2 separate regions of the Homo sapiens genome follow, and region 1 is linked to region 2. A link is an interaction called in ENCODE POLR2A ChIA-PET data of the cell type or tissue named here. Cell type or tissue: MCF 10A. All regions are shown on one strand. Each heading gives the region's core, and the rest is flanking DNA. Links, peaks and the distances in the headings are about the cores only. Region 1 overlaps FRMD5 (FERM domain containing 5). Region 2 overlaps FRMD5 (FERM domain containing 5).

Region 1 (5,384 bases), core at 307-5,306, 52 kb before region 2:
AGCATGATGTTCTGGAAAATTCCACAGCCATTGTGCCATAGTTTCCCAGAGGGGCCATCCACAGTCTTCTGGGTGTCCGTGATGGCATGGACTGTGGTCATGAATTCTTCCATGATGCCAGAATTGTCATGGATGACCTTGGCCAGGGGAACTGAGCAATTGGTGGTACAGGAGGCATTACTGACAATCTTGAGGCCGTTTTTGTACTTCTCATGGTTCACACCCATTACAAACATGGGGACGTCGACAGAGGGGGCAGAGATGATGACCTTTTTGGTTCCCCCGTCTAAATGAGTCCCAGCCTTCTTCATGGTAGTGAAGACACCAGTGGACTCCATGATGTAATTAGTGCCAGCATCACCCCATTTGATTTTGGTGGGATCTCTCTCTTGGAAGATGATGATGGCATTTCCATTGATGACAAGTTTCCCATTCTCAGGCTTGATGATGCTGTGGAACTTGCTATGGGTGGAATCATACTAGAACATGTAGACCATGTAGTTGAGGTCAACAAAGGGATCATTGATGGCAACAATATCCACTTTGCCAGAGTTAAAAGCAGCCCTGGTGACCAGGTGACCAGTACAACTAAATTCATTTACCCTGGCCTTCACCTTCACCATGGTGTCCCAGGGGTGCAGCTGGCCCTGCACAAGAAGATGCTGTTGTCAAACGGGAGGAGCAGAAAGCCTAATTTTCAAAATATTTATTTGAAAAATTGTTTTATACATTGGTGGACTTTAGACTGTTTTATATTAAAATACATAAATACATGAATAAATTTATGCTAATAAATTTGACAACTGAAATGACATTTCTTGAGAGACATAAACAACCAAAGCTCACCCAGGAAGAAAAAGATAACTGGAGTAGTCCTATGTCTTTTAAAGAAATTTAATTAATGGTTTAAAATCTCAAAACCAAAAATAAAACTGTATTCCTAGATAGATTTACTTATACGTTGTACTAGTTCTATACAAACTCTTCCTAGCTGGCTTTTTTAAAAAAGAAGCTGACAAACTGAAATCATGTGGAAATGGAAAGAACGTAGAATAGCCAAAACAATTTTGAAAAAGAAAAGGCTGGAGATTTCACTGTCATTGATTTTAAGTTTAAAGCACCAGTAATCAAAATTGTATGGTTTAGGCTTAAGGATAGATATATTCATCAGTGAAACAGAATAGAGAGTCCAGAAATGGACCCACATATATACAGTCAATTGATTTTTTTTAACAAAGGTACCAAGGAAAAATTGGATATCCTTGTGCAATAACCTCAACCTTTATCATACTCCTTATACAAAAAAAATTACAGTAGTCCCTCTGTATCTGGGGGGGATTGGTTCCAGGACCCATTGAGGATACCAAAATCCCTTATATAAATGGTATAGTATTTGCATGTAACCTATGTACATTCTCCCATATACTTTTTTTTTTTTTTTTTTGAGACAGAGTCTCACTCTGTTGCCCAGGCTGGGGTACAGTGGTGCAATCTTAGCTCACTGCAGCCTCTGCCTCCCAGGTTCAAGCAGTTCTCTGCCTCAGCTTCCCGAGTAGCTGGGATTATAGGCACCCACCACCATGCCTGGCTAATTTTTGTATTTTTAGTAGAGACGGGGTTTCACCATGTTGGCCAGGCTGGTTTCGAACTCTTGGTCTCAAGTGATCCGCCTGCCTTGGTCTCCTAAAGTGCTGGGATTACAGGCATGAGCCACAGCGCCCAGCCTGTAGCTACTAACTTTTGAAGTAATACTGATACTTCTTCAGAAAGACCGTGTCTTCTAGTTTTAATATTGGAAGTAACATCTCTGTGGTCCCCATGGTGGATACAGTATTTTGTGTGGTATACATATTCATAATCAACTTACTTGAGAAGGAAATTTGGGACTTAAATTTTTATAAACATGAACTTTTTAAAGTTTATTGCTGCCAAAAATGTTTATTGCAAAGTAAAAAGGCATCACCACACAAGAAAATAAAGTCTTTATTTACATCAGGAAAATAAATGACAAAATCACTGTGAAAGAGTATACAGACTACTATCTAAATATGTTGCAGCAAGGCTGTTCAGATTGTATTTCCTGCACTTGTATCTAACCTACAATTTCTCACATTTCCCACTGACCTCACTATCTGGAAGCCTAGCAGCTTTGTGCATCTCACAAAAGACATGGTCAGGAAGAATGAACTGTCCCTAGCCACTCATGTACCTGTACACTTCATTTGTTCAGCAAGCATGTGCATGCCATCTTTGAAAGAGAAGTATTACGTCCGGTATCAGAAAATGGTGGGGGAAAGTGATTGCTGGCCGTATTTCAGATTTAACACCATATGGGAAATGTTAATGCATCTCGCCATTAGAAAAGACCATGACAAAGGCTGGAAATTTAAAGCAAAGATCCTGCAACATTCATAACCACCCACCCCAGCTTATTTTAATGCAACGAGTAATAATAGTTTTTGAAAAGTTAACATTCTGATTCAAATGTCAAATGTCAAACTTTATGGACTTCCCTGACAGCAGCAGGTAAATTGGACTGGCATAACAAACTGGGATGAGTAGTTACACATTTATGGCCTATATCAGAAGCTCTAAACAATTCAAAGCATAAAGGGTAATGATAATAGTCCAGCCAAAGGGCCAGACTAATAGTGAGAGACCACTGGCCGCCCTTTATTGCTAAAAAGCAGTAATCTTGGTGAAGCTTGGGAGAACCCTACACTTTTCTTTAGGACTGAGGCTGTGAGAGCATCCATGGACATTACAGTTTGTCTACTTTAAGCCCAGACTGAAACCATAATCTCTCCCAAATGCATTGAGACTTGTCCCTGAAATCTGCCCCTAGATTTTGACTGTGAAGGAGTCAGAGTTAAGTAACTATGATATTGAGAAAAGCTGGAATGTCTAGGTTGTGGGAAGTGAGAGAAAAGAGAATATAATGATAAAATTGCATCTGTAAATCACATAAGAGTAGGGAGTCAGGAAGGACATAGGATTTCCCCATTGATGTATCTTTGTGTCAAGAGCTGAAAAATGTAGGAGGGTACTGCCTTACTCTTCTGAGCTAATCAAAAGCAGCAGCAAGTACACAGTGAAATAAGATTTAGTTGTTAAGTGGCAGAGAAGAGTGTTACAGTTTGAAAGTTTATGTTGTATACTAGACATTATGTCTAAGTACTGTGGAGGATAGAGAGACAAATAAGAAACAGTTTCCTCCTGTTCACTGAGCCTATATATTTTTAAGGGATATAAAATGTTTGCACACAGGGGCCTGTCTCAGTTCCTCTCTTAGAGCTCAAGCCCTTAATCCAAGTATTCTCAGATTCAGATGTGAGGAATAAGTTAGTGTGCCAGGGATTTTTTTCCTTTTTCATTATTTTATGTAATTAAGTGGCTTCTCACCTTTTCTTTTTTTAGGCAGTCGTCATAGAATTATCATTTCTGCCCTCTTGTTCCATTATGGAATGAAATTTCTGTTGTCCTAGGTCATCAGTGCCTAAGCCATTTGGGGACTAAAAAAATAAGTGTGCTGTATAGTTGAGGATTTTATTATTTCTGCCCCAAATATTTTGACTTTAATTTTGAAGGGAATATTTCTAAGATGTACCTTTTTAAACAGAGAATGTTTATCTTACTTTAATCTATTGTTGATTCAAGGTCATGTTTAGGAATGTCAGTGTTCTGTGTTGTAGATATATATGGTGCAGGGCATGAAGCTGAATGATTTAATTTGTCACTGTAGAGCTCAGCACTGTCACAGCCCCTTCTCCCCTGGGCCCTTGAACTGCCTTGGTTTTCACGCTTCTGGGTATCCACCTAGTGTGGATACTAAGGAGCATGTCCTTAGGCACTCTTTGCATGCTGTCTTCCCTCGCTGCCTTCAAGGGCTGCTTATGAGCTGGTAACTCTTTGTTGGATTAGGCTGTAGAATGAGTTTCTTTTCTCCCTCTTTTGTAACTGGCTTTCTTATGTGCCAGTGTCTGCTACTTGCAACCTTGCTGCCTACTCTGTCATCATTTCCAACCTCTGCTTCTGCTTCTAATCTCTGTTCTATCTGACAGCTCTCTCCACTTACCTTCTTGTCTTCTCCTTTGTGTCGTACACATTGTCAGCAGATTGGAAGAAGGCTTTTCCTACAAATAGCCAGTGCAGCTCTTTAGCACTTTTGGCTATTTTTGTTGCCAGGTGTTCAGGGACTTGATCTGAAACTTAAATACTATTTTTTAAAGGTGTTTCTGAATTTGAAACCAGGGATTTGTCCAGAAACCTGTCTCTATATAAATGAAGTTTTACTTTACCTTATAAAATATAGTGACCCTAGCTGGGTGCAGTGGCTCACACCTGTAATCCCAGCACTTTGGGAGGCTGAGGCAGGTGGATCACGAGGTCAGGAGATAGAGACCATTCTGGCTAACACGGTGAAACCCCGTCTCTACTAAAAATACAAAAAAAAAATTAGCTGGGCGTGGTGGTGTGCGGCTGTAGTCCCAGCTACTGAGGAGACTGAGGCAGGAGAATCGTTTGAACCCAGGAGGCAGAGGTTGCAATGAGCCAAGATTGTGCCACTGCACTCCAGTCTGGGTAAGAGAGCGAGACTCCATCTCAAAAAAGAAAGAAAGAAATATAGTGACCCATACTAAGAATATCTCTTGTTTTAAATAAGAGTAGAATAATTTAGTTTTTGTATTTATTATCCAGCATATTGGCTTGGTATTCTCAGATGTTTAAGGCCCAGAGAAAATTCTAGTTCTTCTATGAAGGCTTTCTTTACCCTTCTAGAACCTATGCAGACTCTATCATAGCATTTATTCACCTGGCCTTGAAATGTGCATGTTCTGTCCCTTAAAGGCTCTTTGAAATCGAGGAGGGGGTGGGAATCTATTTATATCATCTTTATATTTCCCTCTTTACTACAGCTCTTAAGATAATACCTTGTATATCATAGCTTTCTCCAAAATGTTCTGTTGAGTTGAATAATCCGCTCACTCCCAGGTCCCTTCTGTAGTTTGTGATTGATGCTAGTTGAGGGTTCTTCACACCAAATGTGTCATCTTGCATTTGCTCACATTAAAACTTCTCTGCCAGTTGCACAGGTTCCTAAGTTTTTCCTGTTATTTGTCCTCAAAGATCCTGGCTCTTTGTTGCTTGGGGAAATTTAGTGTCAAACAGAAATAAAGTTACTATATGCTTCCCCTTCCAGAGCCATTTAAAAGATAAAATCTTTAAAAATGCTCTGTTCTTACAGAAAAATGCCTATTTGTTCCTCACACATTTTTGCTTCTGAGCCAGTTCATTCCCCACAATAAAACAGCCCCATTTCTTCTTCTTCTTCTTTTTTTTTTTTTTTTGAGACGGAGTCTCACTCTGTCGCCCAGGCTGGAGTG
Region 2 (5,384 bases), core at 192-5,191:
GGATTTCTTAGGGAGATTTATTAAGTCAATATTTGTCAGTATCTGCTGAATCCTTAAAATGAAGGTCTTTAGAAATTTGCACATAGCAGTGAAAGTGAACAGATGGTGAGTTCAGGAAGGAAAAAGAAGAGTCAAGCAGTAAAGACAGATGGACACCAACAAATATGAATTGAATAGCCCATTTGTTCCCTCTTTAGCTGTTGCACTTGAAACCTCTGATTTCTGATCCCACCAAAAGTCTAGTGAAAAATGCTCCTCGATGTCTCGCTGGCATTTTTCTCAAGCCCCATCCTTTTTGACCTCTGGGTAGCATTTTCTGTTGTGACCTCCTACACCCTCTTGAGCCTCTTTCTTGCTTTGTGACAGTCTGCTGATTCTCAGATTACTGCTCTGATGATTCCTTCTTTGATGGCGTCATCAGGGTCTTTTTCTTATCCTAAATGCAAGTATTCCCTAAGGTTCTGCCCTTTACCCTTCTCTTTCCTCCTCCTTTGCTATCTCCCTTGATGATCTCATCCACTTTCATGGCATCAGCTCATTTGTATGCATAATAGTCTCACATCTATAGCTTCAGCAATCCAGACCTCTCCTCAGGGCTTCAGTCGCACATTTCCAACAGCCTGTCAGGTGGCTTCACTAACACTTCATTGTGTCCAGAACCACACATCATCTGTCCGACCTTCTTCTATTTCTCTCCTGGGCACCTGTTCTTGAATGACATCAGCATTCTCCAAGTCACCTTTGACTCTTCCCTCTTAGTGATCCCCACAACAGTTAGTTGCCTGGACCTGTTGATTTATATCCTAAACATCTGTTGGCTCTGTCTCTCAATTCCCATTGCTACAAACTTCACTACTACCGTATTAATTTCTCCAGAGAGCAGTTCTTATCGTCTTCAGTTCTCTACTTAAAACTTTTAAGGATGTAAAGTATTAGGAAGGAAGAAAGGGAGGGAGAGAGGAAGAAAAGAAGGAAGGGAAATTAAAAGAAAAAGAAAAGAAGCCTACTTAGCTGGGCATCCAAGGCCCTAACCTTCTTTCCTTCTTTCCTTAATCCACCAAGCAGAAGCAACAAGACCCCACTGCCACTAGCCAAATGTTCTGTCTCTTCTAAATTATCTGTACCTCTTTTCCACCTGCATTCCAGTTATTAGTGTTCATATTTTATCTCTAGTATTAGAGATCATGGACTCTTCTCATCTTGTTCACCCTAGTTCTCTCATCGTGCCCAGTGCTATGCTTTACACATAGTAGGTACCCACTGAAGCATTTTTTTTTTAACGTTGAGTAATGAAGTTTGAACAACTTCTGCCCACAGTTAGGGCTCTTTTGCCCAGCATAAAAGCTATATGGAAGAGTTCCCTGTTGTATTCATGTTTGTTTAACTTCCTTTCTGTTTTCTGTGCTTCAAGTAATCCATTCCATTGTCAAGAATATCATTTGTAGGTCTGGTTTAGAGAAGAGGTTCTTGAGGCCAGGCATGGTAGCTCACGCCTATAATCCCAGCACTTTGGGAGGCCAAGGCAGCTGGATCACTTGAGGTCAGGAGTTTGATACCAGCCTGGCCAACATGGTGAAACCCTGTCTCTACTAAAAATACAAAAATTAGCCAGTTATTAATTAGCCAGCTACTCAGGAGGCCGAAGCAGGAAAATGGCTTGAACTCAGGAGATGGAGGTTGCAGTGAGCTGAGATCGTGCCACTGCACTCCAGCTTGGGTGATAGAGCAAGACTCTGTCTAAAAAAAAAAAAAAAAGAAAAGGAAAAAAGATTGAGAAGAGATTCTTGGAAGGCTTCATCTCTGAGGTTAGTCATCACTGTAATCCTAGAGAGCTTCTGGTAACTGATTGTTTCTGGGTAATTCACTGTATTCCATAACCACTTGGGTTTTCTGCTGTGTGTAAAGTGGAGACAGAAGGCAACTTGCTTTCCTCTTGAGTATTTCTGGTAATTCATTGCCAAGCCATCCATGGCAGAAAGTTCCCTCAGCAGAATAGATGCAGCCATTCCAGAGATGGAATCTGTCCTCAACAATAGCCTGATCAATCTTAGTGGATAATTCCCTTATAAATAGAAATGATTCTTTATGGCCAGCATAATGCAGAAATTGGATAATAAAAATGTTTAAACCCCTTTGAAGGTCAGGGTATGATGTTAGGGAAGAGTAGCCTCTGTGCTCTGTCTAATATACTCAGGTTCCAAAAAGATGCAGTAGAGATCCACAGTGTTTACTCCTGGGCAGAATTCTTATTTGAATTTCTGTCTCCATTCTTACTTTTATAAGCTGAGTTGGACAGCCAAACAGGGAACTTTAAGGGTAATAAATATTACCTTTTCCCCTTAAGCCTGGGACCTGGAGCAAGCTCTTAGCAGCCTGTTCTCTGGGCCTTTCCTCTTAGTACCTAGAAGTACACAGCACCCCAAAGCCCCCAGGAAACCTATGCCTCAAAAAAACTCCATAAAAGTGGATTTTTTTTTCAAACACAGTCTCACTCTGTCACTTAGGCTAGAGTGCAGTGGCACAATCACGGCTCACCGCAGCCTCGACTTCCCAGGCTCAAGCAATTCTCCCACCTCAGCCAGCTGAGTAGCTGGGACTACAGGTGTGTGCCACCATGCCTAGCTAATTTTTTGTATTTTGTAGAGGCAGAGTCTCTCCATGTTGCCCATGCTGGTCTCACACTCCTGGGATCAAGCAATCATCCTGCCTCAGCCTCCCAAAGTGCTGGGATTAGAGGCATGAGCCACTGCACCCAGCCACATGTTACTTTAAAAATGTACAGAAAGACAAATGTCTTTTGCATCTTTAAGATTTCTTTTTCACTCCTACAAAGGTTCCCCCCAGCCATGTTTAGTGATAACTGCATTGAGCAAGTCTTATTACCTCTCTGACTCATTATCAGTCATATGAGCTACTGTGACCCAACCCTTAGAAAGCTGGGCAAAGAAGAGATAGTGTGAGCTGAGGCAATAAATTAGTGATTTGTTCATCCATTCTTTATTCATTTCCTTATTTTTATTTGTTCAACATTTATTATTTACTACTTGGTAGGAACTAAGATAAGATGATGGGACAGACATGGTTCCTGTCGTCGGGAAGCTAATTTTTTGTTATTGTTGTTTTTTGTTTTTGAGACGGAGTCTCCTCTGTCACCCAGGCTGGAGTGCAGTGGTGCAATCTCGGCTCACTGCAAGCTCCGCCTCCCGGGTTCATGCCATTCTCCTGCCTCAGCCTCCCCAGTAGCTGGGACTACAGGCGCCTGCCACCACACCTGGCATATTTTTCGGATTTTTAGTAGAGACAGGGTTTCACCGTGTTAGCCAGGATGGTGTCGATCTTCTGACCTGGTGATCTGCCTGCCTCAGCCTCCCAAAGTGCTGGGATTACAGGTGTGAGCCACTGCGCCTGGCCTGGGAAGCTAATTTTTAATGGAGGAACTCTACAAGTTTAATGCTGTGATTCTTAACTTATTTTAGGTCAGAGAATCCTTTGAAAATCTGATGCAAGTATTAGCTTCCACAATGAAAATACATTTACACAAAATTTTACATACAAAAATCTTTGGTGCACCACATGTTAAAAAAGCCTGTGGCCGGGCGCGGTGGTTCATGCCTGTAATCCCAGCACTTTGAGATGCTGAGGCAGGCAGATCACTTGAGGTCAGGAGTTCAAGACCAGCCTGGCCATCATGAGGAAACCACATCTCTACTAAAAATACAAAAAAAATAGCCAGGTGTGATGGCTCACAACTATAGTCCCAGCTACTTGGGAGGCTGAGGCACAAGAATCTCTTGAACCCAGGAGGCAGAGATTGCAGTGAGCTGAGATGGTGCCACTATACTCCAGCCTGGGCAACAGAGCAAGACTCTGTCTCAAAAAAATAATAAAATAAAGCCTTCTACATGAAATAAAGGCTTCTAGAAATAAAGCCTTACAGGCTCATGCCTGTAATCCCAGCACTTCAGAAAAATGAGGCAGGAGTGTCACCTGAGTCCAGGAGTTTGAGACCAGCCTGGGCAACATAGGGAGACCTCATCTCTACAAAAAAAAAAAAAAAAAAAAAAAATTGCCGATTGTCCCCACCTACTCAGTAGGCTGAAGTGAGAGAATCACTAGAGCCCAGGATGTTAAGGCTGCAGTGAGCCATGATCATCCCACTGCACTCTAGCCACAACAACAGAGCAAGACCCCATCTCTTTAAAAAAAATTAGCAGCCAGGCGCAGTGGCTCACGCCTGTGATCCCAGTACTTTGGGAGGCCAAGGCGGGTGGATCACCTGAGGTCGGGAATTCCAGACCAGCCTGACCAACATGGAGAAACCCCGTCTCTACTGAAAATACAAAATTAGCCGGGGTGGTGGCACATGCCTATAATCCCAGCTACTTGGGAGGCTGAGGCAGGAGAATCACTTGAACCCGGGAGATGGAGGTTGCGGTGAGCCAAGATCACGCCATTGCACTCCAGCCTGGGCAACAAGAGCGAAACTCTGTCTCAAAAAAAAAAAAAAAAAAAAAAAAATTAGTTAATTAATTAAAAAAATTAGATTTTAAAAATTCAAAAAATTAAAAGATAAAAATATCTGGCCTTGTAGATACTAGGAAAATGCAAAGTATGTTAGGATGTTAATGTCCATTTTGATCAGCAGACAGAGAACTTGAGGGATTAAAAACATTGTTCTCAAAACAGTCAAGTTTGTCAAATGTGTACATTAACTCCAAATGAAATTCTAGGCCCTCACAGTATCATTAAAAGCAGAGGTTTATATATATGTAGGCATACCTTGGAGATATTGCAGAATCAGTTCCAGACCACCGCAATAAAGTGGATAGTGCAATAAAGCAAGTCACAGATTTTTTGGTTTCCCAGTGCATATAAAAGTTATGTTTCACTATACTGTAGTCTGTCAAGTGTGTAATAGCATTATGGCTGGAAAAAAACATTTATATATTTTAATTTAAAAATGCTTTGTTGCTAAAAAAAAAAATGGTAACAATTACCTGAGCCTTCAGCAAGTTAAAATCTTTTGGCTGGTGGAAGGTCCTGCCTTGATGTTGACAGCTGCTGACTGGTCAGGGTGGTGGCTGCTGAAGGTGGCTGTGACAATTTCTTATAATAAGATAAGATAACCATGAAGTTTGGCACATCAGTGGACTCTTCCTTTTATGAAAGATTTCTCTGTAGCATGCAATGCTGTTTAACTGCATTTTACCCACAGTAGAACTTCTTTCAAAATTGGAGTCAATCTTCTCCAATCCTGCCACTGCTTTATCAACTAAGTTTATGGGATATTCTAAATCCTTTGTTGTCATTTCAACAATGTTCACAGCATCTTCACCAGGAGTAGTTTCCATCTCAAGAAACCACTTTCTCTGCTCATCCATAAG

Evidence for each region. ChIA-PET counts read pairs that join two places held together with the same protein. Peaks named below come from ENCODE experiments on the same cell type or tissue, not always from the same donor. Only the 100,000 strongest peaks of a DNase experiment are listed, where the experiment ranks them.
Region 1: POLR2A ChIA-PET joins it to region 2 with 6 read pairs; 5 of 35 experiments call an interaction of 5 or more read pairs at or near these places.

Annotation. Positions count from the first base shown.
Region 1 is chr15:44,058,750-44,064,133 of GRCh38, reverse strand. All of the region lies in intron 1 of FRMD5 (FERM domain containing 5), which reads left to right. It also overlaps the pseudogene GAPDHP55. Among named protein-coding and RNA genes, the nearest start is that of FRMD5, 130 kb to the left of the region's middle. In MCF 10A, for the core only: no CTCF peak of the experiment used is centred there; no DNase peak of the experiment used is centred there.
Region 2 is chr15:44,006,772-44,012,155 of GRCh38, reverse strand. The region is part of intron 1 of FRMD5 (FERM domain containing 5); the gene reads left to right. Among named protein-coding and RNA genes, the nearest start is that of WDR76, 180 kb to the right of the region's middle. In MCF 10A, for the core only: no CTCF peak of the experiment used is centred there; a DNase peak (open chromatin) is centred at 2,895.